Regions from separate parts of the Homo sapiens genome. Here region 2 is linked to region 1. A link is a loop called in an ENCODE intact Hi-C map of the cell type or tissue named here. Cell type or tissue: prostate gland. All regions are shown on one strand. Each heading gives the region's core, and the rest is flanking DNA. Links, peaks and the distances in the headings are about the cores only.

The links. Peaks named below come from ENCODE experiments on the same cell type or tissue, not always from the same donor. Only the 100,000 strongest peaks of a DNase experiment are listed, where the experiment ranks them.
Region 2: a loop joins it to region 1, with 2.4 times the contacts of the local background. A loop is called at or near these places in 1 of 110 quality-filtered maps.

The regions. Positions count from the first base shown.
Region 1 is chr6:39,495,488-39,498,414 of GRCh38, reverse strand. The region is part of intron 13 of KIF6 (kinesin family member 6); the gene reads left to right. Among named protein-coding and RNA genes, the nearest start is that of KCNK16, 170 kb to the right of the region's middle. In prostate gland, for the core only: no CTCF peak of the experiment used is centred there; a DNase peak (open chromatin) is centred at 1,254.
Region 2 is chr6:39,753,323-39,756,249 of GRCh38, reverse strand. No RefSeq gene overlaps it. Among named protein-coding and RNA genes, the nearest start is that of KIF6, 29 kb to the right of the region's middle. In prostate gland, for the core only: no CTCF peak of the experiment used is centred there; no DNase peak of the experiment used is centred there.

The DNA.
Region 1 (2,927 bases), core at 251-2,750:
TTGTGCTGTTCTTTCTTCACCTTCTAAATGACCAGCTCTCCTCACCCGCAACTCTCTGTCACCTAGGGGAGAAGGATTTCTGTTTCTTTAAAATTGAGCTTTAAAATTATCAACAGCTGATTAGGGAGATATTCTAGAGGGAGATAAGGGAACTACGTAGACTGGTGTTTTCATCATGAGTTCTGTAGCTCAGCTGCATCTGAATCATTGGAAGAGTTATTATTTTTTTAATGTAGATTGTGCAGGATCCAGGAATTGGGAAGGAGGAAAAATTTTGGTCTCTGTATAGGCCCATGTTTCTCAAAGTGCCAAATCCCAAGCTGCATGCAGACAATTAGTGAACATGGGCCCCACTACAGGCAAACTGCATTTTTACAAGTTCTTTGTATGATTTTGATGCAACCTAAAGTTTGGGAATTATGGAATTCTCCTTTCTCTAAGACATCCTAGATTCCTAGTTTATAGGACAGAACGTTTCTTTAAAGATGAACAACAAGAATAAGTTTCCAAAATAATTAAGTTGGCTCTCTAGTTACCAATAGTTTATAATCTGTTTGTTAGATGTTCACTTACAGAAACATGAAGTGGAACAGAACAGGGGATGGACTGCAAGGTAAAGAGGACAAGGAGATGGAATCTGTCAGAACATTATAGAAAACTTAGGAAGCTTGAGTACTTCGTGATGGGGGGAGGGATGATAGGAGAGTGAAGAGTTGTCAAAAGCAACTTCAGTATTGTCCCTAGAGGTCTGGCCCCATCGAACCTCATGGGATCTGTCACTGTGGATGAAATTTCTCACGTTGTAATGTATGGACCAGGTTTGGGTTCTGAGCCTGCCTTAGACTGATGGTTAGGACCCCTGAACACTGGGCTTTGTGCTACAGTTGATTGATTGGTAAACACATGGAATCATCAATTTCTTCCTTTCCACACAAACCATCTGCCTAGGATCTTGGGAAGTTAAAAATAAGATCTGGTGAACCCAAGCGAGGGGTGCATCAGAAGCCTGAAACTCTTACGGCCTTCCCCAGACTTGGCTAATGACAAGGGACTTAAACAGCATTGACTTCTCTATTTGACAGCTATCCCAATCTTCATGCTGACAGATCTGTTTTTCTGGGATCTGGAAAGTCGTTTTTGAGCAGGAATAGAGGGTAGCAGTGTAACTCTAATTCAGTGCATTAGCCACATAATGCTGGGTGTTTATGTTGGACCAAATCCTGTTGCTGACATTTTGGCAGGCTGGCTCCTGTCACTGAAGAACTTACCGAAATTGCGAAAGAGAGTCTAATGTAGAACGAGCAGTTTTCCACTTTTAGTGGAGTCCAGCTGCTGCCCCACAGAGGAGCTGCACATGGCCACACGGCTCCTGCACTGAAGCCTGCCTGCAAAGGCGGGCAAGGCACCTAAATATAAAGTTGTAAAGCATCAGTGTGGAATCTTTCTTTTGTGACCCAAGCAATTAATCTAGCATGGTGGCAGTTTTGTAAATCTGTACAAGAGTTAGACGTTTTAAGTAACTTGATTAAGTGCTATAAATCAAAGTGGAATTCCTAAATTTGTTAATTTTGTGAAGGGTCTTGAAAATATAAAGATGAGTTCCTGAAGCATAAACTTATATTCACCCAGGATTTGCCTCATTTTAGTCATATAATAAGTTTACGAATTTATATTCATCATCCCTGGTTTGATGTGAAAATGTTGATAATTTACTATTATCAAGAGGCTTCTGTTGGCTTTAGACATTGAGTGTAATGGGGATTTCCCTGTAAACAAGATTTTCTCATAAAAATAGATGACCCTTACCCTACGACCATCTCAGGCTTGCAGATGGAGTTGGGGGGGTAGTCACTTTTCTCTAAACTTTATTCCCTCCAGTGAGGATGAGCAGGGAGAATAACAGTGTAGGGGCTGGACTCTGCCACTCAAGGAAAAAAGGAAGTTACTTATGCCCTCACAGGGGTACTGTGAGTCTTCAATGTGTTAATATTTAGTGTTAATATGAAGTGCCTAAAATAGTGGCTGAGCAGAATAAGTAGTCAAAAAACGTTAGCAATTCTATCACTGCCACTATTATGGGAGCCAATTGAGCCATTCGAAACTCAGTCTAGATTGGAAGGTTCTGCCTCCCCTGTTGACATCCATCCGTCCTGTGGTCATGTGGCAAATGAAGTGTGATGTGACAGTGAAATCTGAGGGACTTTAGGTAGATCTCTGTCGGTAGATAGTGGGCACTGGAGCCAAAACATAATGGGATGCCGATTATGTGGGATTCGAAGAAGCAGAGCAGGCAGTTTAGAGGTTTAATGTTAAGGGAAAGAAGAAAAACAGGCTGGCAGCTTGAGGAAAAGATAGAATTGAAGAAATGATTGGGATAGGGAGACTTTTGAAGATGTAGCTCAAGTTTCTCCAGACCACAGCAGCCTGAGATGAAATGGCTTTCACATTTGGCTCTCACTCTTCTTTCTTATTCTGGGGTCCCCAGGCCCCTGAAGGTATCCCCCTCCATTACTTTTCAGAGTTTTCAGAAAGCAGTTCACATTTATACATGACAAAGGGCTCCCTCCTCCATCCCCTCCCCCATCCGGAAGCTGTTTTTCTCCTCTCCATGAAGTATAGTCCTGGCAGAAACTCAGTGAGAGAGGGATTCTCTGATCAGAAAAGTTTGAGATGCAAAATACTACATCCTCCCCGTAAAAAAGTCATACTCTGCATAGATTGACCGAAAGGAAATTAATCTTTTTAATCCACCCATACAACTATTTGTTTTGTTTAATCCATCATTTTTCAGGCTTATTTGATCATAGCACCACCCCACCTCTTTTATTTGCGTAAAACCTTTAACCTTCCAGAGAATCACTGCTCTTTGCAATATACTATAAGGAAAGCTGGGATAAGGCAAGAGGTGGCCCCTGGGGAAAGAGGGA
Region 2 (2,927 bases), core at 266-2,765, 260 kb before region 1:
AGTGGGAAGTAAGCTATAAGGACACAAGACATACAGAATGATATAATGAACTGTGGGGACTCAAGGGGAGGTATGGAAGAGGGTGAGGAATAAAACGCTACATATTGGGTACTGTGTACACTGCTTGAGAGATGGGTGCCCTAAAATCTCAGAATCCACCACTAAAGAACTCATCCATGTAACCAAAAAACCCTGTACCCCCAAAACTATTGAAATAAAAAAAATTTAAGTAAATAAATACATAAGTAAAAGAGCTAAGAAATTTAAAATGTTGGCTCTTCAAAAGACATTAATAGGAAAATGAAAATGCAAGTCACAGATACAGGAAAATATTGGGAAAGCATATAACTGATAAAGGATTTGTATCCCAAAAATATAAAAATCTTTATACTCAATAGTAACAGACAAACAACCTAATAAAAAAATAGCAAAATATACGAATAAATACCCACTAGAGAAGATAGATGGATGGTAGATTTCATGAAAAGATGTTCAACATCATTTGTCATTAGGGAAATAGAAATTAAATGATAATGAAATGCAATGGTACTCCTATTAGTACAGCTACTGTTAAAAAACAGACAATAACAAGTATGAATAAGGATGTGGAAAACTCGTACCTTAACACACTGCAGGTGGGAATATAAAATAATACTTCCAATTTGTAAAACAGTTTGGCAGTTTCTTAAAAAGTTAAACATACGTTTACCACATAAACCAGCAATTCCAGTCCAAGTTATCTATCCAAGAATAAGGAAGAAAACCTCTATCTACAGAAAGACTTGTATGAGAATGTTCATAGCCACATGAGTCATAATAGCCCACACTGGAAGCAACCCAAATGTCCACAGATAAGCAAAATGTGTTATAGCCATGCATGGAATACTGTCAACAATAAAAGGAAACAAACTATTGATATATGCAACAACATGGATGAATCTTAAAAACCTCATGGAAAGTGAAGAAACCAGACACAAAAGACTTTGTATTGTATGATTCCATTTGTATGAAATTTCCAGAAAAGGTAAAACTATAGAAACATATAAGTGGTTGCTTGGGACCAGGATGGTGTGCAAAGAGTCACCAGGGAAATTTTTGATGTAATGGGAGTGTTTTAAAACTGGATGATGGTTGCAAAACCACATGCATTTGTTAAGACACATCGAATAATATATTTAAAGTGTATGAATTTTATAGAATATAAATTAAACCTTAAAAAACTGTTAAAAAATAAAGAGCTAAGAAGACAAACACAATGGTATATAGCAACTGATTCAATCTGGAGAGTAAGGTTGAGGGAAACGTCAGGCATGATGCCAAGGTTTTTGGCTGGGGTCCAGTACGAAGGATGATGTTGTTACAAAATAATATTCGGAATATGAAGAAGAGCAGCTTTGGAGTTTAACTTTGGACATATTAACTTTGAGCTGGCTGTTGAGCACTCAAGTAGATATTTCCAGCAAAGAGTTGGATTGGATGGCCCAGAGGTCATGAAAGGGATAGGAGCTGGAAAGACATTTGAGAAGTATTCACTTTTAGGAGGTAGCTGAAGCTGCAAGGGAGGCTGAGGTCATCCAGGGAGAATGTGCAGTGTGAGAGATTCTAGTCAAGTTGAAATACAGTTTCAGATAATTAGGAGTAGCCTAATGAAAGCCGGCTTCCCTAGAGAGTATTTTACTATTTGTGTGGTGATAGGAGATAACTTCCCTGTATTTCATGTATTTTTCCTGTAGCTTAAGATCTTAGAAAATCTGTTTCAGGATCTCAGGCGAATTAGGTAGAGGTAATTTAATCCAGCCTGTATTGTCAAACATTTATTTTATGTCACATAACTGGAAGCTGAAATATAGCCGACTTAACAAACAATATCTGAGGATCTACTGTATGTAAGATAATGTACTAAACATTCTTAGGACTCTGAGGAAATTTAAGGCTCAGAAGCTGACTTCAAAAAATTTACAATCTGGTCCTATAGATTCTATACTTTTTCAGCATAAAGATTTTGAGGTGGGCAGGGAATGGTGGAAAAGAAACTAAAGAATTAATTGACCTATTAGGTTAAAGAAAAGTCTAGAAGGATCTGTTGGGTTGTCTCTATAAATAAGCCCTTAACTGGAGTAAATTTGAGGAAGTTATTCAGGCCAAAAACTTCTGTTTTGTTTCCAAAAAGTTTAGTTTATGTGGGTTTCTTTTTTAAGCTTGCATTGGTCATTTTATTTCAGATAAATTTTATCCTAGTTTTCCAAGAGGCATGGTAAGCCTTATTTTCAGAAGCCGTTAATACATTGTGCAATTCCTTGCAAAGATGGGTATGTTCCAGACAACAGAGTAATGAGGCAGCCCCGATGGCCCGTTAGTCAACAGCCTCCCTACATAGAAATTCAGATAGAGGAGCTTGAGCTGGGTCTGACAAGTGAGTTGAATTATGGAAAAGGAAGAAAGGCAGCCCTCTAACTCTGTGGCCAGAGAGAAGGAGCTTATTGGCTGAGATTGGCAAGTGGATAAGGAGGCCTTTGAAAACCAGTGAGGAGGATAAAAATAAGCAGACATTGGAAGTGAGGACACAGAGACAACATGTTCTGATGATACTGAGCAGTGGATGGCATCCCACTGTAGCATGTTAAGGAGACTACTGTGAAGACAACTGCAATCATGCTCCAGTGACCCCACGTGACTAGGTGAGAGAGGGCTGAAGTGAGCCATAGGTTTCACTGTCAGACAAGGGAAGGAACCCACTGTTGTCTGTGTTAGGTCTGTGTTGACTATAGCTAAGCTTAAATCAAAATGTTATCCTTCAAGTTTGCTCCCCCCAAAATGGTAAGCTCCTGTCAGAGGCATTTGAAAGAGTGCAACCCCATCTTGAATAGGGGGTGGGTAAAATGAGACTGAGACCTACTGGGCTGCATTCCCAGGAGGTTAGGCATTCT